2 separate regions of the Homo sapiens genome follow, and region 1 is linked to region 2. Evidence: chromatin loops called from intact Hi-C (ENCODE). Cell type or tissue: heart left ventricle. All regions are shown on one strand. Links, peaks and the distances in the headings refer to the core of each region. The heading gives the core; the rest is flanking DNA.

Region 1 (16,172 bases), core at 2,856-10,855, 250 kb after region 2:
ATTGTCATCCTGGCCCGCTCTCAATGAGCTGTTGGGCACACCTCCCAGACGGGGTGGTGGCCGGGCAGAGGGGCTCCTCACCTCCCAGTAGGGGCGGCCGGGCAGAGGCGCCCCTCACCTCCCGGGCGGGGCGGCTGGCCAGGCGGGGGGCTGACCCCCCCACCTCCCTCCCGGACGGGGCGGCTGGCCGGGCGGGGGGCTGACCCCCCCACCTCCCTCCCGGACGGGGCGGCTGGCCGGGCGGGGGGCTGACCCCCCCACCTCCCTCCCGGACGGGGCGGCTGGCCGGGCGGGGGGCTGACACCGCCACCTCCTTCCCGGACGGGGCGGCTGGCCGGGCGGGGGGCTGACCCCCTCACCTCCCTCCCGGATGGGGCGGCTGGCCTGGCGGGGGGCTGACCCCCCCAACCTCCCTCCCGGACGGGGTGGCTGCCGGGCGGAGACGCTCCTCACTTCCCAGACTGGGTGGCTGCTGGGCGGAGAGGCTCCTCACTTCTCAGACGGGGCGGCCGGGCAGAGATGCTCCTCACCTCCCAGACGGGGTCGCAGCCGGGCAGAGGTGCTCCTCACATCCCAGACGGGGCGGCGAGGCAGAGGCGCTCCCCACATCTCAGACGATGGGCGGCCGGGCAGAGACGCTCCTCACCTCCTAGATGTGATGGCGGCCGGGAAGAGGTGCTCCTCACTTCCTAGGTGGGATGGCGGCCGGGCGGAGACGCTCCTCACTTTCCAGACTGGGCAGCCAGGCAGAGGGGCTCCTCACATCCCAGACGATGGGCGGCCAGGCAGAGACGCTCCTCACTTCCCAGATGGGGTGGCAGCTGGGCAGAGGCTGCAATCTCGGCACTTTGGGAGGCCAAGGCAGGTGGCTGGGAGGTGGAGGTTGTAGCGAGCCGAGATCACGCCACTGCACTCCAGCCTGGGCACCATTGAGCACTGAGTAAACGAGACTCCGTCTGCAATCCCGGCACCTCGGGAGGCCGAGGCTGGCGGATCACTTGCGGTTAGGGGCTGGAGACCGGCCTGGCCAACACAGCGAAACCCCGTCTCCACCAAAACCAGTCAGGCGTGGCGGCGCGAGCCCGCAATCGCAGGCACTCCGCAGGCTGAGTCAGGAGAATCAGGCAGGGAGGTTGCAGTGAGCCGAGATGGCAGCAGTACAGTCCGGCCTCGGCTCAGCATGAGAGGGAGACCGTGGAAAGAGAGGGAGAGGGAGACCGTGGGGAGAGGGAGAGGGAGAGGGGAGAGGGGAGAGGGAGAGGGGGCAATCTTTATTTTTAAATTTTTTATTGAAGAAAAAAATTTTTTGAGACCAAGTCTCACTGTATTGCCCAGGCTGAAGTGCAGTGGCAATTTACAAACACAATAATAGCTTGCTATAATCTTGAACTCCTTGGCTCAAGCAATCCTCCTGCCTCAGCCTCCCAAGTAGCTGACACTACAGGCCCACCACCACGCCTGGCTAATTTTTTTAATTTTAATTTTTTTGTGGAGACAGGATCTAGTTATGTTGCCCAGGCTGGTCTCAAACTCCTGATCCTCCTGTCTTGGCCTCCCAAAGTGCTGAAAGTACCTGTGTGAACCACAGTGCCTAGCACCCCAGCAATTTTATCATGTGTATTATGTTGCTAGGGCTGTCATTAACAATACCACAGTCTGGGTGGCTTAAACAACAGAAATTTATTTTTCCACAGTTCTGAAGGGTGGATTGGTTTTCTTGATCCTTTGGTAAGGATCTGTTACACACCTCTCTGCTTTCAGATGATCATCTCACTCTCTTCCCATGGTTGTCTCTGTTCATGCACCAGCCTGGTGTCAAATCTGTATTTCCAAATTTCCTCTTAAAAGGCTAGCAGCCATATTCGATTAAGGGCCACCACAACTGTCTAATTTTAACTTAATTACCACCTTTAAAGACCTATTTCCAAAGACAGTTACATTCTGAGGTGATGGAGGTTAGGACTTCAACATACTGTAGAATTTTGAGGGACACAGTTCAGCTCATAACACCATGCCATATTGATTGAATTGTTGTAATTTATCCTATTCATTGAGATAACTCATACCTTTTCCTCCCTGCAGTAGCCTTCTGCTTTCAGGCCCTCCTCCATCATCATCCCCATCTGTGACCTAACCTCATATACCCTGATAACATGGAATCTCATCACTGTGGATCCCCTTCACCTTCACAACACCTAAGCCTCTGTCTGTCCTCATCTTCAATCCTTTGTTGATATCAAGGATATACCCTCCTTTCAAATGCCCTGCCTGGGTTCCTGTTGAAAACAATGAATTGGGCCAGTGTGGTCACTCATGCCTGTAACCTAGCACTTTGGAAGGCTGAGGTGGGCAGATCACCAAAGGTCAGGAGCTCAAGACTAGTCTGACCAACATGGCGAAACCCCGTCTCTACTAAAAATAAAAAAATTAGCCGGGTGCAGTGATGCACGCCTGTAATCCCAGCTACTTGGGAGGCTGAGGCAGGAGAATCGCTTGAACCCGGGAGGCGGAGGTTACAGTGAACCGAGATCAAGCCACTGCACTCCAGCCTGGGTGACAGAGCAAGACTCAAAAAAAAAAAAAAAAAGAGAATATTGTAAAGGAGGTGGAAAAAAAGATAAGTGTTCAGGAAATCCAAAGAAAGAGTGACAACAAACTTCTTGACATAAACCATGCAAGCCAACAGGGGAACATGACTTTTATTTATTTATTTATTTATTTATTTATTTTGAGACAGAGTTTCACTCTTGTTAGCCAGGCTGGAGTGCAATGGCACGATCTCGGCTCACTGCAACCTCCACCTCCTGGGTTCAAGTGATTCTCCTGCCTCAGCCTCCAGAGTAGCTGGGATTATAGGCACGTGCCACCACGACTGGCTAATTTTGTATTTTTAGTAGAGATGGGGTTTCTTCATGTTGGTCAGGCTGGTCTCGAACTCTCGACCTCAGGTGATCCACCCACCTCGGCCTCCCAAAGTGCTGGGATTACAGGTGTGAGCCACTGTGCCTGGCCAGGAACATGACTTTTAAAGTACTGAAAGTTTTTTATTTTTTAATTTTTATTTATTTATTTATTTATTTATTTATTTATTTATTTATTTTTTTGAGACGGAATTTCACTCTTGTTGCCCAAGCTGGAGTGCAATGGTGTGATCTTGGCTCACTGCAACCTTTGCTCTCGGGTTCAAGTGATTCTCCTTCCTCAGCCTCCCAAGTAGCTGGGATTACAGGCATGCACTACCATGCCCGGCTAATTTTGTATTTTTTTGTGTGTTTTTAGTAGAGACGGGGTTTCTCCATGTTGGTCAGGCTGGTCTCGAGCTCCTGACCTCAGGTGATCCACCTGCCTCAGCCTCCCAAAGTGCTGGGATTACAGACGTGAGCCACCGTGCCTGGCCTGAAAGTTTTTAAAAAAGCTGTCTGCCTTAAAGTAAGGTGGGGTTGGGAGAAGCAATAAAGATCAGCGCAGAAACCAATGATACTAGAAAAGTAAAACAATAGGGAAAAAAAAGGATATATTCGAACATCAATAAAATTGATAAATCTCTGGCCAGAATAATCAGGAAGAGAAAAGACATGAATTACCATGATCAGAAATTAGTAAAATGGCATCATTAAAATGTTTACAGATTTTTAAAAATATAACAAAATATTAGCGACTTTACTCCAATAAATTGGACAACTTAGATAAAATAGACAAATTCCTTGAAAAACACAAACTACCAAAGCCCACTGAAGAAACAGATAAACTGAATGGACTTATATGTTCAATAATTGGATTTGTAGTTAAAAACCTTCCCACAAGGAAGACTCCAGGCCCAGACAGTTTCATTAGTGAATTTTACCAAACATTTCTGGAATAACACCAATTCTATATAAACTCTTAACAGAAAATTGAAGAGGAGAGAATACTGCCCAACTCAGTGTAAGAAGCCAGTATTATCCTGATATGAAAGCTTTAAAAAGACTTTACAAGAAAAATCTACAGAACAATATCCTTTATGAACATAGATGCAAAACTTTAAAATTTTATTTGAATCCCTACAATATATAGAAACATGACAACATCATGATCAAATGGAGTTTATCCCTTGAATGCAAGGTTGGTTTAGCATTTGCAAATCACTCTAATTTACCTTATTACCACACACACACACACACACACACACACACACACTCATGATTATCTCATTAGATGTAGATAAAAGCATCTGACAAAATCCGACATCCAATCCTAATAAAAACTCTCAGCAAAGTAGGGCTAAAAGGAAACTTCCTTGACCTGACAAAGTACACCTATGAAAAACCAACTGCTAACATCATATTTAATAGTAAAAAACCTAATTCTTTCCTCCCTAAAATCAAGAACAAGGCTAAAATGACTGTTTTGGGTTGGTTTGGTTGTTGGTTTGAGACAGTCTCACTCTGTCGCCCAGGCTGGAGTGCAGTGGCGCTCTCATGGCAGCATCTCCAGGGCTTAAGTGACCCTCCCACCTCAGCTTCCTGAGTAGCTGGAAATACAGGTGCGTTCTACTATGAGCGGCTGATTTTTGTATTTTTGGTAGAGATGGGGTTTCTCCATGTTGCCCAGGCTGGTTTCAAACTCCTGACCTCAAGTGATCCTCTTGCCTCTGCCTCCCGAAGTGCTGGAATTACAGGTGTGAGCCACTGCTCCCGGCCTGATCTACACTTTCAATGCAATCCCAGCTAAAATCCAGTAGGTATTTTTGTGGGGGTTAGCGGGTGTAGAAATTGACTAGTTGGTTCTAAAGTTCATGTGGAAATTCAAAGGACCTTGAATTACAAAAACAACTTTGAAAAAAAAAGTTGGAAAACTTGCACTACTCAATTTCAAGACAAAATGTAAAGCTACAGTAATCAAGAGAGTGTGATGTTGGCATAAAGACGGACAAATAGCTGGGCGCGGTGGCTCACACCTGTAATCCCAGCACTTTTGGAGGCTGAGGTGGGCAAATCACTTGAGCTCAGGAGTTCAAGACCATCCTGGGCAACACTGTGAAACCCCACCTCTACAATCTCTACTGAAAAAAAAAAAAAAAAAAAAGAGCCGGCCATGGCGGCAGCATCTGTGGTCCCAGCTACTTGGGAGGCTGAGGTGGGAGGATTGCTTCAGCCCAGGAGGCGGAGGTTGCAATGAGTTCTGACTGCACCGCTGCACTCCAGCCTGGGCGACAGAGAGAGACTTTGTCAAAAAAAAAAAAAAAAAAAAAAAAAAAGCAACTGAATAAAACAGAGTTCAGAAGTAGGTCAATTCATATATAGGCTATTAATTTTCAACAGAGATACACAGGTAATTCAGTGGGGAAAGAATGGTCTTTTGCAAAAAAAAAAAAAAAATTGTGCTGAAACAAATGGGTAGTCTTTTTTTTTTTTTGAGACGGAGTCTCCCTCTGTTGCCCAGGCTGCAGTGCAGGCGCATGATCTCGGCTCACTGCAACCTCCGCTTCCCGAGTTCAAGCGATCCTCCCACCTCAACCTTCCAAGTAGCTGGGACCGCAGGCATGTGCCACCATGCCTAGCTAATTAAAAAAAATTTTTTTTTTTTTTTGTAGAGATGGGGTCTTGCTATGTTGCCCAGGCTGGTCTTGAACTCCTGAGTGATCCTCCCATCCTGGTCTCCCAAAGTGCTGGGATTACAGATGTGAGCCACTGCTTCCAACCTTCTTCTGAACTTTTTTTTTGTGTGTGATGGGATCTCACTCTGTCACCCAGGCTGGAGTGTAGTGGCGTGATCTCGGCTCACTGCAACCTCCACCTCCCGGGTTCAAGCGATTCTCCTGCCTCTGCCTCCCTAATAGCTGGGACTACAGGCACCCCCCCACCACACCCGGCTAAATTTTGTAATTTTAGTAAAGACAGGGTTTCACCATATTGGTCAGGGTGCTTGAACTCCTGACCTCAGGTGATCCACCCACCTTGGTCTCCCAAAGTGCTGAGATTAAAGGCGTGAGCCACCGCGCCCAGCCACAAATGGGTATTCTTTTTTTTTTTTTTTTTTTTTTTTTTTTTTGAGATGGAGTCTCGCTCTGTCACCCAGGCTGGAGTGCAGTGGCGCGATCCCGGCTCACTACAAGCTCTGCCTCCCGGGTTCACGCCATTCTCCTGCCTCAGCCTCCCGAGTAGCTGGGAATACAGGCACCCGCCACCATGCCCGGCTAATTTTTTTTTTGTATTTTTAGTAGAGACGGGGTTTCACCGTGTTAGCCAGGATGGCCTCCATCTCCTGACCTTGTGATCTGCCCGCCTGGGCCTCCCAAAGTGCTGGGATTACAGGCGTGAGCCACCACGCCCGGCACAAATGGGTATTCTTTTTTTTTTTTTGAGACGGAGTCTCCCTCTGTTGCCTGGGCTGGAGTGCAGTGGCGTGATCTCGGCTCACTGCAAGCTCCGCCTCCCAGGTTCACGCCATTCTCCTGCCTTAGCCTCCCGAGTAGCTGGGACTACAGGCGTCCGCCACCTCACCCGGCTAATTTTTTGTATTTTTAGTAGAGACGGGGTTTCACCACGTTAGTCAGGATGGTCTCGATTTCCTGACCTCGTGATCCACCCGCCTCGGCCTCCCAAAGTGCTGGGATTACAGGCGTGAGCCACTGCGCCCGGCCACAAATGGGTATTCTTAAACAAAATATGAACTTTGTTTTTTGTTTATTTGTTTGTTTGTTTTGAGACAGAGTTTTGCTCTTGTTGCTCAGGCTGCAGTGCAGTGGCACCATCTTAGCTCACTGCACCTTCCGCCTCCCGGGTTCAAGTGATTCTCCTGCCTCAGCCTCCCGAGTAGCAGGGATTACAGGCACATGCCACCACACTTAGCTAATTTTTTTTTTGTATTTTTAGTAGAGATGGGGTTTCACCATGTTGGTCAGGTTGATCTCGAACTCCTGACCTCAGGTGATCCACCCACCTCGGCCTCCCAAAGTGCTGGGGTTATAGGCATGAGCCACTGCGCCTGGCCAAAAAGTGAACTTTGATCTGTACTTCATGCTTTATATAAAAATTAACTCAAGGTGGATTGTGAACTAAATAGAAAACCTAAAACTATAAAACTTCTAGTAGAAAACATAAGGGAAAAATCTTTGTGACCTTTGGTTAAGGAAAGATTTATTAAATATGACCCAAAGTGATTAATTAAACCAACATTTGAGAAATTAGACGTCAATCAAAATTAACATCTGCTTTTTAAAAGACACTGTTAAAAGAATGGAAAAACAAGCTACACTCTGGGAGAAAAATATCTGATAAAGGACTCATATCTGGAATATATAAGTCATTCTCAAAATTCAATAATAAAAGAAAAACCAAAAACATTTAAATGGGCAAAATATTTTAACAGTCTTCAAAAAAATATGGATTGCAAAGAAAACACATGAAAACAAATTCAACACCATTAGTCAAAAGGAAAATGCCAATTAAAACCACCATGATATACACATCCATTAGAAGGTCTCAAATGTAAAAGATTGACATTATCAGCCTGGCGCAGTGGCTCACGCCTGTAATGCCAGCCCTTTGGGAGGCCAAGGCAGGTGGATCACAAGGTCAAGAGATTGAGACCATCCTGGCCAACATGGTGAAACCTCGTATCTACTAAAAATACAAAAATTGGCCAGGCGAGGTGGCACACACTTGTAATCCCAGCACTTTGGTAGGCTGAGGCGGGCAGATCATGAGGTCAGGAGTTCGAGAACAGCCTGGCCAACACAGGGAAACCCCATCTCTACTAAAAATACAAAAATTAGCTGGGCGTGGTGGCGAGCACATGTAATCCCAGCTACTTGGGAGGCTGAGGTAGGAGAACCGCTTGAACCCGGGAGGCAGAGGTTGCAGTCAGCTGAGATCGCGCCACCGCACTCCAGCCTGAGCAACAGAGCGAGACTCCATCTCAAAAAAAAAAAAAAAAAAAAAGCAAAGGAAAAAGATCTGTACTTAAATGTTCTATCAGCTCCATTATAATAGTAAAAAACTAAAAGCAAGAAGTATCATCTATCAACTGAGGAATGGATACGCAAATTGTGGTATATACACAAAATTTATCCATCATCTATTTTGGTGTTAGGTTTATGCCGTACTCATAAAATGAGTTGGAAGCTTTCCTCTTCTTTTTTTTGAGATGGAGTCTTGCTCTGCTGCACAGGCTGGAGTGCAGTGGTGCGATCTTGGCTCACAGTAGCCTCCGTCTCCCGGGTTCAAGCGATTCTCCTGCCTCAGAGTAGTTGGGACCCAGGTCCACACTACCATACCTGGCTAATTTTTGTATTTTTAGTAGAGACGGGGTTTCACCATGTTGGCCAGGCTAGTCTTGAACTCCTGACGTCAGGTGATCCGCCCGCCTCTGCCTCCCAAAGTGCTGAGATTACAGGTTTGAGCCACTGTGGCTGGCCTCGCTTTCCTCTTTTCTCTACTGTCTGAGAAATTTATGTAAGATTGGTATTATTTCTTTTTTAAATGTTTAATAGACCTCACCGGTGAAACAATCTGGGCCTGGTGTTGTCTTTGTGGGGAAGTTTTTTGTTTTTGCTTTTGTTTTAGCATTCATCATTTATTTATTCATCATAGTGAAACATCTGTCATTTGTTTTCCAGCATACATTCTCTGCTAACATCTCTGATTTTCCTCCAGGAATCCACCCATCCTCCTTTTTCAGCCCTTTGCTTCAGGTGGGGCTTTTCCTCCGCCTCAAGAATGGAGCTCAGCCAAATAGCACATCACATTTCTGTGGCTACCGTGATTGCTTCAGGGATGGCTATGTGATCCATTCAAAGTCCTTGGTATGCAATGATGCTTTTTTGTGGCATGCTGAGATAAGGACACTTTGTGTTTCTATTGGATATGAACCTTCAAATATTAGTAACTATGGCTGTGCAGTCAGTTTTCCAATCACATGGAAAATGGAACCAACTCTAAGAAAACACCTTTTTATTTATTTATTTATTTATTTATTTATTATTTATTTTAGACAAGGTCTCATTCTGTTGCCCAGGCTGGAGTGCCGAGGTGCGATCGCAACCTACTGCAGCTTTGAGCTCCTGGGCTCAATGAAACCTCCCACCTCACCCTTCTGAGTTGCTGGGACTATAGACGCATGCTGCCACGCCCGGCTGATTTTTGTATTTTTGGTAGAGACGGGGTTTCACCATCTTTCCCAGGCTGGTCTCGAACTCCTGGGCTCACGCGATCCTCCCACGTTGGCCTCCTAGAGTGCTAGGATTACAGGCATGAGCCACTGCACCAGGCCAATTCTCCGTTTTCTTTTGTCCAAAAATGTCTTTATTTCCCCTTCATTGCTGAACAGTATTTTCATCAGATACAGGTTACACATTGGTAGTTCTATTTTTTTTTTTTTTTTTTGAGATGGAGTCTTGCTCTGTCGCTCAGGCTGGAGTGCAGTGGCGCGATCTCGGCTCACTGCAAACTGTCTCCCGGGTTCAAGTGATTTTCCTGCCTCAGCCTCCTGAGTAGCTGGGATTACAGGCACGCAGCACCACGCCCAGCTAATTTTTGTATTTTTAGTAGAGACAAGGTTTCACCATGTTGGTCAGGCTGGTCTCGAACTCCTGACCTCATGATCTGCCCGCCTCAGCCTCCCAAAGTGTTGGGATCACAGGTGTGAGCCACCACGCCTGACCCTGGTAGTTCTATTCTTTCATCACTTGAGAAATGTGCCACTTCCTTCTGGCCTCATGTTTTCTGATGAGAAATCCACTGTCTTTCAAATTGTTTTTGCCCTATAAGTAGGGTGTCATTTCTCTCAAACCACTTTTGATATTTTTCCCTTTGTCTTTAGTTTTCAGAAGTTTATGTTGGGTCTTGGCTTGGATTTATTTGTATTTATTTTGTCTGTGGTTCACCCAGGTTTTTAGATCTGAAGGTCTATGTCTTTTGTTAAATTTGGGGAATTTTCAGCCATATTTCTTTTTTTTTCTTTTCTTTTTTGAGACGGAGTCTCACTCTGTCGCCCAGGCTGGAGTGCAGGGGTGCTAGCTCAGCTCACTGCAACCTCTGCCTCCCTGGTTCAAGGGATTCTCCTGCCTCAGCCTACCGAGTAGCTGGGACTACAGGCACCCACCACCACGCCCTGCTGATTTTTGTATTTTTAGTACAGAAGGGGTTTCACCATATTGGCCAGGCTGGTCTCGAACTCCTGACCTTGTGATCTGCCCAACTCAGTCTCCCAAAGTATGAGCCACCACTTTCAACCATATTTCTTTAAATACTTCTTCAGCTCCCACTCTCTCTGCTTCTTCTCAAATTCCAGTGATGAGAATGTTAGATTTTTTGTTACAGTCCCACAGGTCCCTGGAGGCTATGTTCTCCAACCTCCAACCATCCCTAGCCACAGGTCTATTTTCTGCCATTTTTTTTTTTCTTTTTTTTGTGAGACAGAGTCTCATTCTATCTCCAGGCTGGAGTGCAGTGGCGTGAGCTCAGATCAGTGCAACCTCTGCCTCCCGGGTTCAAGTGATTCTCCTGCCTCAGCCTCCCAAGTAGCTGAGGCTACCAGTGGGTGCCACCACGCCCAGCTAATTTTTGTATTTTTAGTAGAGACGGTGTTTCACCATGTTGGCCAGGATGGTCTCCATCTCTTGACCTCGTGATCCACCCACCTGTGCCTCTCAAAGTGCTGGGATTACAGGCGTGAGCCACCGCGCCTGGTCTATTTTCTGCCATTTTTAAAATTTATTTTATTTTATTTTTTCTGAGACAGAGTCTCCCTGTGTCGCCCAGGCTGGAGTGCAATGGCATGATCTCAGCTCACTGCAACCTCTGCCTCCCAAGTTCAAGTGTTTCTCCTGCCTCAGCCTCCCGAGTAGCTGGGATTACAGGCACCCACCACTATGCCCAGCTAATTTTTATAGTTTTAGTAGAGACAGGCAGGGTTTCACCATGCTAGCCATGCTGGTCTCAAACTCCTGACCTCAGTTGATCCACCTACCTCGGCCTCCCAAAATGCTGGGATTACAGGGGTGAGCCACCCCACTCAGCCCTTTCTGTTGTTTAGACTAATTACTATTGTTCTGTCTTCAAGTTCATTGATTCTTTCTTCTGTTCCCTTCATTCTGTTGAGCCCATCCATTAAGTGTTTTTATTTTGGTTATTGTATTTTTAAGTTCTAAAATTTCCATTTGGTTCTTATGTGTCTGATTTCTTTGCTGAGATTTTCTCTTTTTCACCTGTTTCAAGAGTGTTTGTAATTGCTTATTGTAACATTTTTATGAAGGCTGCTTTAAAACCCTTGTGAGATAATTCCAACATCTGGGTTGGTGCCTCTTGTATTTTGTCATTCAAATGGACACTGTCCTGGTTCTTGTTATGATGATTTTTTATATTTTGGAGATTTTAGGTATAATGAGATCCTGGATCTTCTTTAAACCTTCAGTTTGAGCAGCCTCCTCTGAAACTACCCCTACAAAGGAAGCAGGGTGCTTCTTCACCTACAAAGGAGCACAGGTGTTTCTTCTCCTTCCCCGTCACCCCTTTTCAAATGTTACCACCCTTCATAGCATCAGATAGATTCCATCGCATGCACCTGCACACATCCAGAGGCGCATTCACAGAGCACTGCATGGAGCTACGTGCACCGATGGCTCGGGAGGCCCCCCTGCTGGTTTTGACTTATGATGTAGTTTTTGCCCTCGGGTGGAGGACACTTTGCAAAAGACACAGCCTCCATCCCTGCACACCCAGCCACCACCACAAGGCTGGGAGGGTGGGGAACAGGGGGTCCTCATTCTTTATTCATAGCCTCATGAACTTCAGGGAGCACAGGCAGCATTAACCCCAGGGGGGTTGCCCCTTCCTTCCTTCCTTCCTTCCTTCCTTCCTTCCTTCCTTCCTTCCTTCCTTCCTTCCTTCCTTCCACAAACATATTCAGAAAGTGTATTTCATGACTAGCACTGTGCCAGACACTGGAGATAATAAAGAAAAACAGCACTGGGCCTATAATTGGGAGTCTAGATATACGATATGGAAATGCAGCTGACAATGCAAGGAGCAAGAGGACTCGCACAGTGGTGCATGGCAGCTTGCTGTCATTTTCTGGGCACAGAAAGTGCGATGGAAGGGAATGAGAAGGGGAAAAAGGAAGGATGACAGGACGGAAGGAGGGAAAGAAGGAAGAGGAAAAAAGAAAGGACAGGAGAAAGGGAGGAAGTCTTCTGCCAAAAAATTAAAATCAAATTTTTGACATTCTTTTTGTTTGCCTTTTTTGAAACAAAATGACACTTGCCAGACACCAGCTTCCTGGCCCATGTCCTGGTCCTTGGTATCCAGATGACAGCAGTGTGATCCTGCTGTGAGTTCCTTCCGTGCCTTCTGATCTGAGTTCCTGAAAGCAGAGAGCCACTCAGGAACTGCTGTCTCTCAGGCCAGCTGGCTGGTGATGGGCTTTTGAAGACTCTGCTCTCTCTCCTGCTGGAAGAGCTCCCCAGGGGCCACCAGGAGCCAGGTGACCGCTCTCAGCCTCTGTGAGCTACTGGAGATCACCAGACCTTCCCACATCCCGGGCAGGTGCCAGGGCCTTTAAGGAGGCTTTCTGCTCTGCAGGGATGTTCTGTGGGCTCCAGTATTCTGGCGAGCATCAGCTTATTCTCGGCTTAGTCTTCTTGCTCTATAGCTCCTGCCTCTGTTTTGCTTCTTTTTGGTGATGCCCTGTTTCCACCTTATGAAGAGGGCCTGTAAAATCCAAGCTCTGCACAAACCCCCAGGGGTGGTTAGGGGCACTGGAGAAGGGCTGTGTGTCGACCACTTGGTTGGATTTTACATCCCTTGGACTTGAATACTTATAATTTAAATTTGAGTCTCTGTCAATGTAACTCTTACATATTTTCTTTTTTAAAATTCCTTTCCCCAAAGTCTAGGGTATATGTAAATATGTTCAGCATCATGAATCTGTTCTGAAATTTTCCTTTCTGCCAAGATTCTTACACAATTCATCTTCATAGATCAACAATAAATCCAAATTGGAGTTCCCTTTATTGCTTCCTCTTTTTGCTTTTCATTTTATAACTAATTCAATATTTATTTGGAAATATTGTGAAATATTTAAAATGTACACAAGGCATATAGAATAATTCAATGAACTACTGTGCATCCACCATCCAATGGAAAAAATAAAACATTATCAGTACATTGGAAGCCCTCTGGGTACCCAGTCCCAGGCTGCATATTGACCTCCCCACAGACAGATAAACACCACCATGAAATTAGGGTTTATAATCATCATACTTCATACCTTTAGTACATATGCTTGTATCTCTAGTATGCAGTGTATTAAGTGGTTCTTGCATTGATATAAAGAGATACGTGAGACTGGATAATTTATAAGAAAAGCAGGTTAATTGGCTCATGGTTCTGCAGGCTATACAGGAAGCACAGTGTCAACATCTGCTTCTGGGGAGGCCTCGGGAAGCTTACAATCATGGCAGCAGACAAAGGGGGAGCAAGAGTGGCAGGGGAGATGCCACACTTTTTAAACAACCAGATCTCATGAGAACTCACTCACTAGCCTGAGAACAGCATCAAACCATGAGGGATCTATCCCCATGACCAAAACACCTCCCAACAGGCCCCACCTCCAGCACTGGGGAGTACATTTCAACAAGAGATTTCAGTGGGGACAAATATCCAAACAATATCATTCAGCCCCTGCCCCCTCCCCCCACAAATCTCATGTCCTTCTTACATTGCAAAATATAATCAGGGCTTCTCAATTGTCCCCCAAAATCTTAACTCATTCCAGTATTAACTCAAAAGTCCCAAGTCCAAAGTCTCATCTAGAATGAGTTCCTTTCACCTACAAACCTATAAAATCAAAACAAGTTATTTACGTCCAAGATACAATGAGGGTACAGACATTGGGTAAATACTCCCAACCCAAAAGGGAGAAATCAGACAAAAGAAAGGAGCTACAGGCCCCATGCAGGTTCAGAACCTACCAGGGCAGTCACTAAGTCTTAAATCTTCAAAATAATCTCTTTTGACTACATGTCCCACATTCTGGGCACATGGTGTGCTGGGTGGTCTCCCAAGGCCTTGAGGAGCTTTGACCCTGTGGCTTTGCTGGGTTCAGGCCCTGAAGCTGCTCTCACAGCTTATTGAGTGCCTGCCACTTTTCCATGTGCAGGATGCAAGCTGCTGGTGTATCTACCATTCTGGGATCTGAAGGATGGTGACCCCCCTTCTCACAGCTCCACTAGGCAGTGTCCCAGTGGGGACTCTGTGTGGCGGCTCCAATCCCACAATTCCCCTCTGCACTGCCCTAGTAGAGTATCTCCATGAGGGCTCTGCCCCTGCAGTGGGCTTCTGCCTGAGCATTCAGGCTTTCCCATACACCCTCTGAAATCTAGGCAGAGGCTGCCAAGCCTCCTTTACTCTTGCAGTCTATGTCTGCAGGCTTAACATCACATGGAAGCTGCCAAGGCTTATGGCTTGCATTCTCCAAAGTGGCAGCCCAAGCTGTACCTGGGGTCCTCTGAGCTGAGACTGAAGCTGGGGTGGCCTGAATGTGAGAAGCAGTGTACTGAGGCTGCACAGAGCAGAGGGACCCTGGACCTGGCCCACAAAGCCATTCAGTCCTCCTGGGCCTCTGGGCCTGTGATGGGGGGAGCTGCCTCAGAGACTTCTGAAAAGCCCTAGAGGCCTTTTTCCTATTGTCTTGGATATTAGCACTTGGATCTCTTTTAGTTATGCAAATGTCTCTAGCAAGTGGTTTCTCCACAGCCTGCTTGAGTTCCTCCCCTGAAAAGAGACTTTTCTTTTGTACCATACATTCAGGTGGCAAATTTTCCAAATTTTTATTCTTTGTTTCCCTAAGTTCCAACTTTAGGGCATTTCTTTGCTCCCACATCTGAGCATAGTTCTTTAGAAGCAACGAGGTCACATCTTGAATGCTTTGCTGCTTAGAAATTTCTTCTGCCACATACTCAAAATTATCACTCTTAAGTTCAAACTTCCACAGATCCCTGGGGCATGGACATAATGCAGCCAAGTTCTTTGTTAAGGCATAACACTCATGACCTTTGCTCCAGTTCCCAATAAGTTCCTCACTTCCATCTCAGACCTCAGCAGCCTGGACTTCACTGCCTATATCACTATCAGCATTTTGGTCACAGTCATTTACCCAGTTTCTAAGAAGCTGCAAATTTTCCCTCATCTTCCTGTCTTCTTCTGAGTCCTCCAAACTCTTCCAACCTCTGCACATTACCCAGTTCCAAAGCTACTTCCACATCATCAGGTATCTTAATAGTAATGCCCCACTCCTCAGTACCAATTTTCTGTATTAAGCCATTCTTGCATTGCTATAAATAAATACCTGAGACTGGGTAATTTATAAGAAAAGAGGTTTAATTGGCTCATGGTTCTTCAAGCTATACAGGAAGTCTAGTGCCAACATCTGCTTCTGGGGAGGGCTCAGGAAGCTTATGATCATGACAAAAGGCAAAGGGGGAACAAGAGTGGTGGGGGAGGTGCCACACTTTTAAAAAGCCATATCTCATGAGAATTCACTGACTAGCATAAGAATAGCATCAAGCCATGAGGGATCCACCCCATTGACCCAAACATCTCCCAGCAGGCCTCACCTCCAGGTTTGGGGATTACATTTGGTATTAGTCTGTTTTCATACTGCTATAAAGAACTGCCAGAGACTGGGCAAATTATAAAGGAAAGAAGTTTAACTGACTCACAATTGAGCATGGCTGGGGAGGCCTCAGGAAACTTACAATCATGGCAGAAGGCAAAGAGGAAGCAGGGCACCTTCTTCACAAAGCAGCAGGAAGGAGAAGTGCAGAGCAAAGGGGGAGAGCCCCTTATAAAACCATTAGATCATGTGAGAACTCCCTCACTACCACAAGAAGAGCATGGGGGAAACTGTCCCCATGATTCAATTGCCTCCACCTGGTCTCTCCCTTGACACATGGGGATTATGGAGATTGAAATTCAAGATGAGATTTTGGTGGGGACACAAAGCCTGACTAGATCACATTTCAACAAGATATTTAAGTGAGTACAAATATTTAAACTATATTATGTAGTATTTTTTTATGTTTTATACTCATTAGAAATAAATCTTGATATACGTATTCTTCTGCAACTTTTCTTACTCAACACATTTTTGAAATTCATGCATGTTAATATATATAACACTAGCTCATGCAT
Region 2 (16,172 bases), core at 5,402-13,401:
TCAGCTCACTACAACCTTCACCTCCCAGGTTCAAGCAATTCTTCTGCCTCAGCCGCCTGAGTAGCTGGGACTACAGGCGTGTGCCACCACAACCAGCTAATTTTTGTATTTTTAGTAGAGACGGGGTTTCACCATGTTGGCCAGGATGGTCTCAATCTCCTGACCTCGTGATCTGCCTGCCTCGGCCTCCCAAAGTGTTGGGATTACAGGCGTGAGCCACCGTGCCCAGCCGAAAAATGCTATTTTTATTTCTTTTTTTTTTTTTTTTGAGACATAGTCTCGCTCTGCCACCCAGGCTGGAGTGCAGTGGTGTGGCTCACTGCAACCTCCACCTCCTGGGTTCAAGGGATTCTCCTGCCTCTGCCTCCCGAGTAGCTGAGATTACAGGCGCCCACCACCAAGCCTGGCTAATTTTTTTTTCTATCTTTAGTAGAGACGGGGTTTCACAGTGTTGGTCAGGCTGGTCTCGAACTCCTGACCTTAGGTGATCTGCCTGCCTCAGCCTCCCAAAGTGCTGGGATTATAAGCGTGAGGCACTGTGCCCAGTTTATTTCATTCTTAAATAGCCACAGTTGCTAATGGGATATGTGTGCCTGTTGGGCACTGCACAACTCCTCAAACCCTGGAAAAAAATTGGCCGCTGCCACCCCTCTCATTTCCCATTCCACATTGACTTTCACAGTCAATGCTTTTTATCCCCAGCTTTGCAAAGATAATATGTTAATGCAAGGGATATAGTGTGTTCTAATGTCAAAATTGTGCTAATACTGTAGTTAGAGTGGTGTGTAACTGACATAGCTGTTTCCCTCAAATATTTGAAACAGCCCACAGTGCCCCTGTGAATTTGCTGTTCCCAAGCCACCCTGGCACACAGTTTGAGAACCTCAGCTGTATAACTTTTTATAACTTTTGAATCTAGCTGAGGAGTCAGCCCATTGTGAAAAAGCATGACATAAATAGTTCCCCCCAATCATTTTGTCCCAAAATGTTCTACAATCAAAGTACCCCTTTCCAGTGGACTGTGCAGAGGGGAAATAAACAAACAAACAAAACCCAAACTACCCTTTCCCATTGCGTAGCCAGTCCACTGAAGACATTTTGTTGCAGATTCTTTAACCTTCAATGCAATTTGCACTAGTGCCTTATCATCTGCAGTAGGGGATGGAGGTGTCAGCTTCACTTTTCCGTCTTTCCTGACATTTCTGGTATTGGAGAAAGAAAAAAAAAAACCATGGAAAGGGAAATAATAGGCACTGGGGGACTCCAAAGGGGGAGAGGATGGGAGGGATTTCATGTTGAAAAATGACCTATTGCATAGAAGATTCATTATTTTAGTGATGGGTGCACTAGAAACTCAAACCTCACCATTCCACGTTATATCCATGTAACAAACATGCACATGTATGCCCTGAATAATGATAATAAGAGCATGGGAGACAGAGGTCTTATGTGACTGCCTGCCAACTGCACATCCAAGATCCAGACTTGAAGCTTATAAATATGTATAAAATGTTGGGCTCAGGAGTGGTGGCTCACGCCTATAATCTCAGCACTTTGGGAGGTGAAGGCAAGCGGATCACTTGAGGCCAGGAGTTGGAGGCCAGCCCAGGCAATGTAGCAAGAGCCTGTCTCTACAAAACCTAAAAAAAATTAGCTGGACTTTATGGCATGCACCTGTAGTCCCCAGCTACTGGGGAGGCTGAGGCAAGAGGATCACTTGAGCCTGGGAGTTTGAGGTTACAGTGAGCTATGACTGTGCCACCACACTCCAGCCTAGGCAAGAGAGTGAAAAAGGGCCGGGCGTGGTGGCTCACACCTGTAATCCCAGCACTTTGGGAGGCCGAGGCAGGTGGATCACGAGGTCAGGAGATCGAGACCATCCTGGCTAACATGGTGAAACCCCGTCTCTACTAAAAATACAAAAAATTAGCCGGGCGTGGTGGAGGGCACCTGTAGTCCCAGCTACTCAGGAGGCTGAGGCAGAAGAATGGTGTGAACCTGGGATGAGGAGCTTGCGGTGAGCCGAGATCGTGCCACTGCACTCCAGCCTGGGCAACAGAGCAAGACTCTTGTCTAAAAAAAAATAGAGAGAGTGAAAAAAATAGCCAGGTACAGTGGCTCATGCCTGTAATTTCAGCACTTTGGGAGGCCGAGGCAGGAGAATCACTTGAGGCTAGGAGGTGGAGGCCACATTGACCTATGATCGCATCACTGCACTACAGCATGGGCAGCAGAGTGATACCTTGTCTCAAAAAAAAAAAAAAAAAAAAAAAAAAAGGCCGGGCATGGTGGCTCACACCTGTAATCCCAGCATTTTGGGAGGCTGAGGCGGAAGGATCATTTGAGGTTAGGAGTTCGAAACCAGCCTGGCCAACATGGTGAAACCCTATTTCTACTAAAAATACAAAAAAAAAATTACCCAGGCGTGGTGGTGGGTGCCTGTAATCCCAGCTACTTGGGAGGCTGAGGCAGGAGAATTGCTTGAGCCCGGGAGGCAGAGGTTGCAGTTAGCTGAGATCGCACAACCATTGCACTCCAGCCTGGGTGACAGAGCAAGACTTAGTCTCAAAAAAATGTTGGACACCTTTGAGTATTAACATAGATTATCCAGGTGAAGGGCACTGAGCTTAAACTTCATCACCTCATGGTAAGTTCCCTGTGCAAAGCTGGCAGCAAGGTTCTTGTGAGTGTCCCTGCCTCTGTGGCTAATGCTAACTGACATGGGCTATGTGAGGCGACCCCTCAAATACTGGAACTTCCATAGGTGCATGTGGAGGGGCTTTTGGGAGGGTTCTGGGAGGAGTGGATCTGCCCGACATGGGTAAGCTGCCTCCATTCCCACTGTCTTCACGGTCACTCAACTGACACGCTCTTACTCACTCCCTGTTCTTCATCTCTTCCAAGGTTTCTTCCCCTGCTTGGGGGACACAGTTGTCCTAATCAACAGCTGAGGCTGAGCCCAAGTCCAACCAGGAGACAGAAGAGTTTCTGTTGGCTGGGGAGGTGAGAAGGCTGGAGAGCTGATTGCGGATCTTGCCTTTCTCGGAAAGCCCAGAGGGGTCTCTAAGGTTCCCAGACACTTCACATTTTTTGTCCAGGGCTTTTGGTTTCAGCTGCAATTCTGGAACATGGGAAAAAAGAAAATCCACATAACATTCTGTTGTACATTTATTCAAAATACAGAAAAGAAATATTTAAAGAATAAAATAAAGATAACATTCACAAGAGGAACCATGAAATTAACCCTCTCCTGGGAGTATACACTGGAAATCAATTTGGAAATATATAACAAGAGCATTAAAAATGTTCTTAAGAATATAATTAAAGATGCAGAAAAAGATTATGTACTCATGATAAAGCTTATACAAGGAAAAGAAAAAGATCATGTATAAAGATATGCAATATGATGTTATTTACAAGGTATATTTACATTTTAAATTATTTAAAATAGGAAATAACCTAAATTTCCAATAACAAGTAAATGGTTAATTAATTTGGGCTATATCATCATAATGGAATATCATATAGCCATTCAAAGCCATTGTTTTATGAGTTTTAGTGACAGGGAAAATGATTACTATAGGTGTCTGTTCACTGTGTTTTCAAAGTGTCCTAAATTTTCTTTTTTTTTTTTTTTTTGAGACGGAGTCTCGATCTGTTGCCCAGGCTGGAGTGCAGTGGCGTGATCTCGACTCACTGCAAGCTCCGCCTCCCAGGTTCATGCCATTCTCCTGCCTCAGCCTCTCCGAGTTGCTGGGACTACAGGCGCCCACCACCACACCCGGCTAATTTTTTATATTTTTAGTAGAGATGGGGTTTCACCATGGTCTCGATCTCCTGACCTCGTGATCTGCCCGCCTCCACCTCCCAAAGTGCTGGGATTACAAGCGTGAGCCACCGCACCCAGACTTTTTTTTTTTTTTTTTTTTTAATTATTTATTTATTTTTTTCTTTTTTTATTTTTTTGAGACGGAGTCTCGCTCTGTCACCCAGGCTGGAGTGCAGTGGTGTGATCATAGCTCACTGTAGCCTTGACCTCTCTGGCTCAAGAGATTCTCCTGCCTTGGCTTCCCAAGTAGCTGGGACTACAGAGGCACATCACCACATCTGGCTAATTTTTAAATTTTTTTGTAAAGACAGGGGTCTCACTTTGTTGCCCGGGCTGGTCTCAAACTTCTGGGCTCAAGTGATCATCCACACACCTCGGCCTCCCAAAGTGCTGGGATTACAGGTGTGAGCCACTGTGCCTCACCTCAATTTTGTAGGATTTTTGTAGGATTTTGATTCCAATCTTTTCTCTGCCACTTATCATTTGTGTGCCCTGAGTGAGTTCCCGTCATCTCGGTATGTCTGTTTTTCATCTGTGCAATAGGGGTCACAGTACCTACCTCATGCTGGGTTTGAGATCTCCGTGTGCCACATATTAGCTTGGGACCTTGGGCTGATTAGTTGTCCTCTCTGAGCCTCAGCTCCCAAGCCAGGAGGTGGAGCTAATGTGGCTGCCTCCAGGCATTAGCACGAAGATGGGCAGGGATGGCTCTGAGCACCCAGCACAGAGCAAGACCCCTTCACCCGGTAGACACCTGGCAGACGGGAATTACCACTGCTTATGATACAATGGTATTTCCTAAATTTGAAGATAATGTTGAAAGTAAGCTGCATCATGGATTTAATAATAGTGCTTTGAGTGAGAGAGAGAGAGAAAAAAGAAACCAATGTGGCATTCAGTGCATAAGAATAAAATGAGGTGTTGAATAAAAAGACTTGGGCCGGGCGTGGTGGCTCATGCCTGTAAATCCCAACACTTTGGGAGGCCGAGGTGGGTGGATTACCTGAGGTCAGGGGTTTGAGACCAGCCTGGCCAACATGGTGAAACCCCGTCTCTACTAAAAATATAAAAATTAGCCAAGCATGGTGGCGTGCGCCTGTAGTCCCAGCTACTCAGGAGGCTGAGACAAGAGAATCGTGTGAACCCACAAGGCGGAGGCTGCAGTGAGTCGAGATTGCCCCACTGCACTCACTCCACCCTGGGTGACAGAGTGAGACTCAAAGAAAAAAAAGTCGAATTTTTATACACATCCGTTAGGGACTTTTCACATCATGTGCATTTCCATAAATCTACACATTGTATTTTTGCACAGACTTGTGTTTCTAGGTGTGTCTGGGGCTCCAGGATTCTCTTACAGGAGACGACTGTTCAACTTGTTTTTAAATGAAAACACTAATGTTTCGTTTTATTTTTTTCCCTGCATGAAAAGTAACAATCCACCATAAAGCAAGGGGCATGCCCCCCGACCAAGCCATCCTTGCTCAGGGGTAGAGAGTAACCCTTTGCGGGGAGTGGGTGATAGTGCTAAGATTTGGGTTCTGGTTTTAAGGAGTTATCTAAAGTTTAGTTCTGAAAGAAGACGCAAAGGGGATTTCTCATGGAGGAATGCAAGCCTATGGGACAGAAGGCGATGAGTCAGGAATCGTTGGATTGGGTCACCAAAAGCCTGGGTCCTGATCCAGGATGCTTGTCCCAAAAGGGGCCCCACATACTTGATTAAGAAGGAAAGAGTGAGACCACTGTGAGGGGCAACAGTCAAGGATGGGGGGCAGAAGGGGTCTTTGAATCTGAAGCCCACCAGGGGCTGACTGTCCAGCTTTGATGTGAGCAAGAGCCCCTTTGAGGAGCTGCCCAGGCTAGTTCCTTCCACAGTGGCTCAAAGACAGGAGTGCCTGATCTGCTGCCGACTGGCTGGGAGACTGAGATTTGTTGCAGGCCAACTAGTGCATGTGACCCAGTGTCAGATATATCCCCAAAATATCCCTGGCAAGTGGCGGGATGATCTCCTACCCCTTCGCTTGAGCAGGCCGGAGGCCAGGAGCTGAGACTCCTCATTCTCCATTTCTGTTTACCTTCTCCCCAGCTGGGAACAAAGGACAAGAATTTGGGAGTGACAGGCATGTGGCCACACACTCAAATGCACTTGTTTATACCTGTTTGTTTACTGTTTCAGCAGATTCTTGCTTAGCAATAACTGAGTTTATCTCCTTGTCTTAAGGAAACTCTTAAGAATGTTATTATAATGTAGTAAAATTTAAATGTCTCTTGAATGATGAAGCACTAACTAATGTGCTATATCTAAATGTAGAAATGCACATTTACGAGTATTGTCCTCTCCCGGCATTTTCATCTGAACACTCAGTCTGTTGACAACACTCAAAAACTTCATAAAAGATCACAATCTAGCACTTAAGTTCTACAGATAATGTTGAAATCTTGCACAAGATTTAGGAATCTCAGGCAATGACATGCATAACATTGCTATTAGGAAATGTGTAATATACTCTTCTGTTACTATCAGTGGAAAGTCAAAAAACAAACAAACCATAGTGATAAGAGCTGTGTGAATTAAGGAATTTTAGAGCTGAAAGTGACCTTCGAAATCCTAGAGCCTCACCCATTTTTACCTTCTAATAATCGTGCTGTAAAATATCACACTTACACTGTAGAAAATTTGGAAATATACAGAAGATGTTTAAAATTAGGAAGAAAAGGCTGGGCACCGTGGCTCATGCCTGTAATCCCCGCACTTTCGGAGGCTGAGGTGGGCAGATCACAAGGTCAAGAGATCGAGACCAGCCTGGCCAACATGGTGAAACCCAGTCTCTACTAAAAATACAAAAAATTAGCTGGGCGTGGTGGCGCGCGCCACTGCAATCTGACCTAGCGACAGACTGAGACTCAGTCTCAAAAAAAAAAAAAAATCAGGAAGAAAAAAATCACCCACAATTGTATCACCTACAAGAGGTCACCATTTTTTAAAACTTTGCCGTATTTCCTTTCAGACATGTAAAATTTTTGATATATTTATTTTTTTCTTTTTCTTGCTACAAAAAACTGAGATCGTACAGTTTGTATCCTTCACCCTTTACTTAACATTATATAGTGATAATTTTGCTTTTTATTAAAAACTTTTTGAATATGGAATTTTTATTGATTACATAAAATGTGACAGTATGGCATAGAGTCATAAAATATTTGTAACCGTCATCATAGTATTGAATGTGTAATTGCGTTTAAAGATACTATAGTATAGATGTGCTAAGGGAAATACTTTTGTGCATAACTGTTTGTCCCATTTTTAAATTGTTTCTGTAGAAATTGTTGCCAAATTTTGTTCCAGCCAGGTGCGGTGGCTCGCACCTGTAATCCCAGTACTTTGGGAGGCCGAGGTGGGTGGATCACTTGATGTCAGGAGTTCAAGACCAGCCTGGCCAACATGGTGAAACCCTCTCTCTATTAAAAATACAAAAAATTAGCTGGGCATGGTGGTGCGTACCTGTAATCCCAGCTACTCGGGAGGCTGAGGCAGGAGAATTGCTTGAATCCAGGAGGCAGAGGTTGCAGTGAGCAGAGATCTCACCACTGCACTCTAGCCTAGGCAACAGAGGGAGACTCCATCTCAAAAAACAAAACCAAACAAAAAAACAAAACAAAACAAAATTTTGTTCCAGAAAAGTTATAACAATTTTTATCAACAACATGAGAGTGTCTATTTCAGTGTAACCTTTCTAGAATCAGAGTATTACTTTTTTTTTTTGAGGCAGAGTCTGGCTCTGTCGCCCAGGCTGGAATGCAGTGGGGTAGTCTTGGCTCACCGCAACTTCCGCCTCCTGGGTTCAAGCAATTCTCTGCCTCAGCCTCCTGAGTAGCTGGGATTACAGGCACCTGCCACCACGCCCGGCTAATTTTTTGTATTTTTAGTAGAGACAGGGCTTCACCATCTTGGCCAAGCCGGCCTTGAACTCCTTACCTCAGGATCCACTGGCCTCGGCCTCCCAAAGTACTGGGATTACAGGTGTGAGCCACCATGCCTGGTCGAGTATTACCATTTTTAATAATGGTAATGGGTAATATAAAATAATGTTATTTTAGGAAACAATTCTAAAGCTTCATTTTCAGGAGACTGAGATTTTAGAAGCTACTTCTTTAATTCTTATGACATAGAGTCGGATTAGACACAAAATAAATGTTATGAAAATGCTACTACTGTTCTTTGAAGGCTGTTTATAGTTTGTAGATGCTGAGAATATGGTGAAATGGTAAACTATGCATAGCCTTAACTTACGGAGTGCTAGAGTTTTGGGCTGAGGAGCTGGTCACCATTGGGCATCTGACAACTGATTGTTTGGGCTTCTGGGACTGTTTCTGGAGGGGCCTGGATCTCAGCACACTGTGTCAGGTAGGAGAGGAAAAAAACGTTATCTGTTTGCTCCTAAGCTCATTGGTTGAAGATTCGCCCCACAAGCTTCAATTTCTCTGCACTTACTTTTTTCTCTGACTTATTGTGGGTTTCTCAAGCATAGGGGCCAGGGGTCCTGTGAGGTGGGTGCCATTTGGGATGCCACATGGAGCTGGCAGTGTCCACAGACAGCTGGTTTCTGCAGTGGCAGCAGGGTGGAGTAAGCGTCCAACGGTGTCCAAAGATTTGGAGTGGTACTTAAGAGGTGTTTACACGAGCAACAAGGTAAGTAGAGATAACTGGGCCTTCAATACAGAGGTTGATGGAAACACATCTGCAAGTGTACCTGATTCAAATCATCACACAGTAACCCCTCCAGGGGAATGTCAAATTCTGTACTGTTTTTAATGCTCAGCTGACACATTGCTCTAGTCCAGTGGTTCTAGAACTTTTTGAGCTTAGGATCCCTTTATACTCTTAAAAATTATTGAGAACTTCAGACAAATTCATATATATGAAGTGAGGGGACAGAAAGGAGGTATATCTATATCCATATCTATCTATCTATCAATATTTATCATATTAAAAATTAAAATGGAAAAAAATAAAGAATATTTATAGATGGAAAAGTGGCCATTATAAACCAATTACATGTTAACACAAATAATGTGTTTTATGCAAAATAACTATATTTCCCAAAATAACAGTTAGTGGCATCAGTGGCATTGGTTTACATTTTGCAAACCTCTTGAATAGCGGGTTTAATATCAGATAGTGGAATTCTCTTTTTTTTTTTTTTTGAGACATTGTCTCGCTCTGTTGCCCAGACTGGAGTGCAGTGGTGCAATCTCAGCTCACTGCGACCTCTGCCTCCCGGGTTCATGCGATTCTCGCGCCTCAGGCTTCCGAGTAGCTGGGATTTATAGGCGTGCGCCACCATGCCCAGCTAATTTTTTGTATTTTTCGTCGAGACGGGGTTTCACCATGTTGGCCAGGCTGCTCTTGAACTCCTGACCTCGAGTGATCTGCCCACCTCGGCCTCCCAAAATGCTGAGATTACAGGCGTGAGCCATCGCATCCGGTCGCAGATGGTGGAGTTTTTATTTCTGCTTCCACATTTGACCTGTTACCATATGTTTTGTTTGAAGTAGATGGGGAAGTCCAGCACCCCCCAGGTATACAATTGAAAAGGGGGACTTCGTGTGTCCCTGAAGTCCACAGACCACACTTTGAGAACTGCTGCTCAAGTCTAAGTTGCGAATTTCTCAATTACATGAACAAGACTCTAGCGGAAACCAGTACTGTGTGCGCTCAACAGACTAAATTGTTTGGAAAAGCGTTTCCTAGGAGTTGCTATAAACCAAATGACTCATTTAAACGTTTTTATTACTTTGACAAATACTTCGGCTCTGCAGCCTGTTCCTTTTTTAAACCAACTTGCCTCATTACACAGCTGTGGTCTGCACAGCTTTGGCCACCAGGTGGCTCCCACCCCCAGCCTTTTCTAGAAGGATCCATTCAGGACGCTTCATTCCTTGATGGCGCCCTAGCTGCTCAGGGCACTCAGGGAAACTTTATTTTGTTCAACATAAGAAAAGAGTCAGTTGTGGGAGGCCGACGCAGGCGGATCAACTGAGGTCAGGAGTTTGAGACCAGCCTGGCCAACCTGGCAAAACTCCGTCTCTACTAAAAATACAAAAATTAGCCGGGCATAATGGCGGGCACGTGTAATCCCAGCTACTTGGGAGGCTGAGGCAGGAGAGCTGCTTGAACCTCAAAGGCAGGGGTAGCAGTGAGCCGAGATCATGCCACTGCACTCCAGCCTGGGCGACAGAGGAAGACTCCATCTCAACAACAACAACAAAAAAAAAAAAAAAAAAAAAAAAAGAGGAGAAAAGAGTCAGTTGGGTAAGGGGAGGATTATTTCAAGGAAAAGGGAAGTTAAGAAAGAATAGAACTGGCAGTGCGTGGTGGCTCACGCCTGTAATCCCAGCACTTTGGGAGGCCGAGGCGGGTCTAACACGAGGTCAGGAGTTCGAGACCAGCACAGCCAAGATGGTGAAACCCCCTTCTCCACTAAAAATACAAAAATTAGCCGGGCATGGCAGCAGGTACCTGTAATCCCAGCTGCTCAGGAGGCTGAGGCAGAGAATTGCTTGAACTCGGGAGGCGGAGGTTGCAGTGAGTCGAGATTGCTCCACCGCACTCCAGCCTGGGCGAAAGAGTGAGACTCCGTCTCAAAAAAAAAAAAAGTATATTTAACATAGGAGGTTGGTAAAAAAAATCTAAAAGAGTTGGTCTGAATACTGGAAGAAGTACTATATGGCACCTTTACTCTCTTACCAGCTTAATGTAGCTTTTTCCTTCTCATTGTTTTTAACTGATATGCTTAAATTGGGTATTATTATCTCTACTAAAATGGTTCTCTCTCAAAGCAAGGTGTTATACTAGATACCACGTGGGATAAACAAAGAGGTGGTGGGGAATGCGCCCCTCCACCCTGAGAGACAGGAGGTGTGGGTGTTTTCACTCTAGCACATATTCACTGTGACACTGTGGGGTTACTTCTGTTTCCTAACCTGAGTGATCCACCCCACTTACAAGAGAGGGCTGATAATCCTTAACTGTCCAGAGGTTTGTTTCCAAATCAGATTGTCTCTGGAGTTCCTTGCGAGACTCGAAATACACGATTCTGTGATTCTATTTCAGTCTGGTTGAGTTCTTTAGTTGCAAGCAACAGATAACCAACTTGGTTAATCTTGCCCAGTTTCCTTAATAAGACTCATACGGCCCTTCGCTACCTGGGCCCTGCCTGTGCCTCCAGCCTCAAATCTTCTTCAGGCACTGTGAAGCTCCAGACATATGGCGACATCCCCCACACCATGTGTGCCCCTTCTCCGGCCTCTGCTGCCTAATAGTAGGTTTCAGGTAGGCATCACTTCCGCTGGGCTGCCTTCCATGACCTCCCCAGTCTGGATCGCGTCCTCTCCTGGGTGCTCCAGCAGCAGCTTCCTCCACTTCTCCATCATACCTTTGAGACTATTGTATTATAATTTTCTAAATGCTTTCCCCTCCTGTGAGTCCTGGGCAGAAGGAAGCATGTCCACCTTCTTCACGGGTATCCCCAATACACAGTACAGTGTCTGGCACACAGCAGGTACACAAAATATATTTAATGAAGGAACAGAGGAAGGGAGAGAAGATATCTCTTCTTGGATAGTGCCAGTCATATATTAGGTGTTCATTAAACATTTGTAGAACCGAACTGAGAATGCTGAGCCCTTTAACAGGATCCTCAAAACCTCGTAAAATAAACACAGATAGGCCGGGCGCGGTGGCTCACGCTTGTAATCCCAGTACTTTGGAAGGCTGAGGCGTGTGGATCACAAGGTCAGGAGATCGAGACCATCCTGGCTAACGCAGGTGAAACCTGGTCTCTAGTAAAAATAGAAAAAATTAGCCGGGAGTGGTAGCGGGCGCCTGTAGTCCCAACTACTCGGGAGGCTGAGGCAGGAGAATGGCATGAACCCGGGACGCGGAGCTTGCAGTGAGCCGAGATAGCGCCACTGCACTCCAGCCTGGGCTACAGAGCAAGACTCTTGTCTCAATAAAAATAAAAAACACAGATAATAATAGGATTTTGCCGAATATAGAACCAAGTGGCAGATTTAAAATTTGAACCACAACATCCTGGATTTGACGTCTTTTGTACTACTTTTGTTGAGAAAGGGGAAATGCTCTCTTCACTCAGGCACCCACCACGAGAGCTAGCCTGGAGGATGCGGGCTCAGCACGTGCTAGAGGAACCCCGGGGGGATGGAGAAACGGTGGAGAGACGGGGAGGGCTCCGGAAAACTGCGTTCTCACAAGACCAAAGGGAGGGGAGGGAGGGGGAGATGTGGCTGCAAGTGCAGTTGGAGAGGGTGTGAAGAGATCGGGAGTCCTCTGCGAGGCTCTGGAGCACCCGGCGCCTAAGAGGCTAGTGCGCCCCGTGCCGCTGCGGTAGGACCTGGCGGTCCGCAGCTCCTGAAGGGCCTGGCCGTTCACGGGGCAGGCAGGACGGGCGAAATCCCCCGCAGTTAGCGGTCAACAGAAAGGGCGACACGGAACGGGGTTCCTGGCACCCGAGCTCGCCGCACCGAAGTCTCCTGGTAACAGCGACACGGGACCGGGCTATGTGACCACACACCTGAAGCCCCTGGAGAGCTCTTTGTTTTATTTCAAATTGTGGTAAAAAGGACATAACATTAAATACCATCTTACCCATTTTTAAGTGCACAGTTCAGTGGCATCGAGAGCATTCACATCGCTGTGTGGCCATCACCACTGTCCACCTCTAGAACTCTTCATCGGCCTGTGCAGCAGCTGCCACCTGTTCAACACTAACTCCCGGTTCCCACTCCCGCAGCGCCGTATCACACTTACACTTCTGTGTCTATGAATTCGCCTGCTTTACATATGGCATATGAGTGGAATCACACAGTATTGGTACTTTTGTGACTGGCCTATTTCACTCAGCATAATGGCCTGGAGGTTCATCCATGTTGTAGCATGTAATGGGATTTCCTTCTTTTTTTTTTTTTTTTTTTTGACAGAATCTTGCTCTGTCGCCCAGGCTGGAGTGCAGTGGCGTGATCTCGGTTCACTGCAATCTCCGTCTCCCGGGTTCAAGTGATTCTTTGCCTCAGCCTCCCGAGTAGCTGGGATTACAGGCAAGCTCCACCATGCCCAGCTTCTTTGTGTATTTTCAGTAGAGATGGGGTTATGCCTTGTTGGTCAGGCTGGTCTTGACCTCAGGTGATCCACCCACCCTGGCCTCCCAAAGTGCTGGGATTACAGGTGGGAGCCACCATGCCGGGCAATTTCCTTTTCTTCTTCTTTTTTTTTTTTTTTTGAGACAGAGTCTTGCCCTGTCGCCCAGGCTGGAGTGTGCAATGGCATGATATTGGCTCACTGCAACCTCCATGTCTTGGTTTCAAACCATTCTCCTGCCTCAGCCTCCCAACTCCCAAGTATCTGGGATTACAGGCACCTGCCACCACACCTGGCTAATTTTTGTGTTTTTAGTAGAGATGGGGTTTCACCATGTTGGCCAGGCTGGTCTCGAACTTCTGACCTCGTGATCCACCCATCTCGGCCTCCCAAAGTCCTGGGATTACAGGCATGAGCCACTGCACCTGGCCGATTTCCTTCTTTTTAAAGGCTCTATAATATTCCACTGTATGGATGCACCACATTTTGTGTAATAATTCATTCACTGATGGACACTTGTGCTGCTTCCACCTTTTGGCTGTTGTGAATGATGCTGCTATGAACAGGAATCTGAAGATTTGGGTTCAGAGCATAGAGGTGGCATGTGAGTTTTATGAGGCAAATCTCTCAGCCCTGAGTTTTTCAACTGTAAAATGAGATGTCAATATTTACTATCTTTCAGGTTTGTGGCAAATATAAAACGAGATCATGTGCATAAAAGTATTTGTAAACTGAAAAATCTCACCTCATGTAAAACTGTTATGATTTTTGTGACCAGCCATTACGACCAATGGAACATATGATTTGTGTTGGTTAATTCATGGTAGAAGCAGATGTGGAGAAGTTCTCTGCAATAAAAGCGAATGGCCAGTTATATCAGGTTAATACCTGAAAAGTTGTTTTCTGTATTCTGTAGGCATTTAAGGAAATTTTTTATTTGCACATTAAAAAAAACACATTTATTCAGGGTCACAATCAGACTATTACATTTAGCAATCAATAGCATGCGTGCCAAAAAAAAAAAATCTACATTAAAACCCTTTGTTGGAATGCTTTACACTTTCCACAGAACAGAAACTAAAATAACCTGTTATACAATTAGTCACAAATACAGTCCTCAGGATTTTTGCCCATACACATGAGTATTTGTCTAAAACATGTCTTCTTTGTAGCAGCTAGACCCTGCCACCGCTGTGCTTGGCTGAGTTCACAAATCTGTTGTAACCTGTAGCTTCCCTGACACTTCTCTTGCTCTCCTCTCCTGCTAAGCTTTGTTTCCTAATTAAAATATTCTGCCACAGCCATAGCTAACTGCTGCTACTGGAACCGCCATAGCCACCTGAAGAGTACAATTTTTCTTGGTTTCATGGTTTGGCAAAGTATTGGCCTCCATCACCATAGGGGCCAGAGCTTCTGCCTCCAAAGTTTCCTCCCTTCATGGGTCCAAAATTTGAAGACTGATTGTTGTAATTGCCAAAATCATTGTAGCTTCCACCACCTCCAAAATTGCTTCCATCATTACCAAATCCATTATAGCCATCCCCACTGCCACCATATCCACCACCACCATGGCTGCCACCAAAGCCACCACAACCACTGAAGTTTCCTCCACAACCAAAGTTGTCATTCCCATGACACCACCATGATCACCACCAAAGTTTCCAGAACCACTTCGACCTTTTTGGCTGGATGAAGCACTCGCCATCTTTTGCTTTGACAAGGCTTCCTAACTTCACAGTTGTGGACATTCACGTTATGGTATTTCTGAATGACAATCTTATCCACGGAGTCATAGTCATCAAAGGTTATAAAAGCAAAGCCCCTTTTCTTGCCACTGCCTCGGTCAGTCGTGATTTCGATCACTTCCATTTTCCCATACTGTTCCAAATAACCAATAATCTCTGAGGGGATGTTCCTCAGTGTCTTCTTTAATGCCACCAACAAATATCTTTTTCTTTTCTTTCTTTTTTCTTTTGTTTTTTGAGACAGCATCTTACTCTGTCTTCCAGGCTGGAGTGCAGTGGTGTGATCTCGGCTCACTGCAAGCTCTGCTTCCCGGGTTCACACCACTCTGCTGCCTCAGCCTCCCAAGTAGCTGGGACTACAGGCGCCCGACACCACACCCAGCTAATTTTTTGTATTTTTTTTAGTAGAGACAGGGTTTCACTGTGTTGGCCAGAATGGTCTTGATCTCCTGACCTCGTGATCCACCCGCCTCAGCCTCACAAAGTGCTGGGATTACAGGCATGAGCCACTGCGCCTGGCGAACAAATATCTTTTTCACAGTTAAGTGGGCACCTGGTCTTTGAGAATCTTCTCTTGAGACAGCTCTCTTTGGTTCCACAACTCTTCCATCCACCTTGTGTGGCCTTGCATTCGTGGCTGCGTCCACCTCCTCCACAGTGGCATAGATGACAAACCCAAAGCCCCTGGCGTGCTTGGTGTTTGGATCTCTCATTACCTCACAGTCCAGGAGCGTTCCTCATTGCTCAGAATGGCTCCTCAGGCTCTCATCGGTTGTTTCAAAGCTCAACCCTCCAAAGAGGAGCTTCCTCAGCTGTTCAGGCTCTTTAGGAGACTCTGACTTAGACATGAAGGCAGGGAGAAAAGAGGCTTTCATGATGCTTCTTTGGTGGTATCCACGGGCAGAAAGATAAAATTTTTTTGGTGGGGGGCAGAGTTTCGCTCTTATTTCCTAGTCTGGAGTGCAATGGCGTGATCTCGGCTCACTGCAACCTCCGCCTCCTGGGTTCAAGCAATTCTCCTGCCTCAGCCTCCCAAGTAGCTGGAATTACAGGCGCGTGCCACCATACCTGGCTATTTTTTTTGTTGTTGTTTGTATTTTTAGTAGAGATGGAGTTTCACCATGTTGGTCAGGCTGGTTTCCAACTCCTGACCTCGTCGTCTGCCTGCCTCAGTCTCCCAAAGTGCTGGGATTACAGGCGTGAGCCATCGCACCCGGCCAGAATCTTTTCTATTGTGGTAAAAAAAAAAAAAAAAAAACCATAAAATTTACCATCTTAACCTTGTTTGTTTGTTTGTTTGGTTTGTTTGTTTGTTTGGTTTGGTTTGGTTTGAGATGGAGTCTCGCTCTGTTGCCCAGGCTGGAGTGCAGTGGCGCGATCTCGGCTCACTGCAAACTCCGCCTCCCAGGTTCACACCATTCTCCTGCCTCAGCCTCCCGAGTAG

The links. A loop is a pair of places that touch in the nucleus more often than their neighbours do. Peaks named below come from ENCODE experiments on the same cell type or tissue, not always from the same donor. Only the 100,000 strongest peaks of a DNase experiment are listed, where the experiment ranks them.
Region 1: it touches region 2 in a loop (6-fold over the local background); 27 of 110 quality-filtered maps call a loop at or near these places.

Annotation. Positions count from the first base shown.
Region 1 is chr13:21,186,196-21,202,367 of GRCh38, forward strand. No RefSeq gene overlaps it. Among named protein-coding and RNA genes, the nearest start is that of MRPL57, 18 kb to the left of the region's middle. In heart left ventricle, for the core only: no CTCF peak of the experiment used is centred there; no DNase peak of the experiment used is centred there.
Region 2 is chr13:20,934,024-20,950,195 of GRCh38, forward strand. It overlaps LINC00367 (long intergenic non-protein coding RNA 367), which reads right to left and starts at 15,405. Exons shown (of 6, transcript NR_104058.1): 1 at 15,282-15,405; 2 at 13,729-13,831; 3 at 8,319-8,577; 4 at 8,118-8,222; 5 at 5,840-5,912; 6 at 4,541-4,627. It also overlaps the pseudogene HNRNPA1P30. RefSeq lists enhancers at 5,577-6,076, 9,471-10,047. In heart left ventricle, for the core only: a CTCF peak has its summit at 9,708 (motif pointing right); DNase peaks (open chromatin) are centred at 9,738 and 12,049; H3K4me3 peaks cover 816 bases; H3K27ac peaks cover 1,366 bases; H3K27me3 peaks cover 1,015 bases.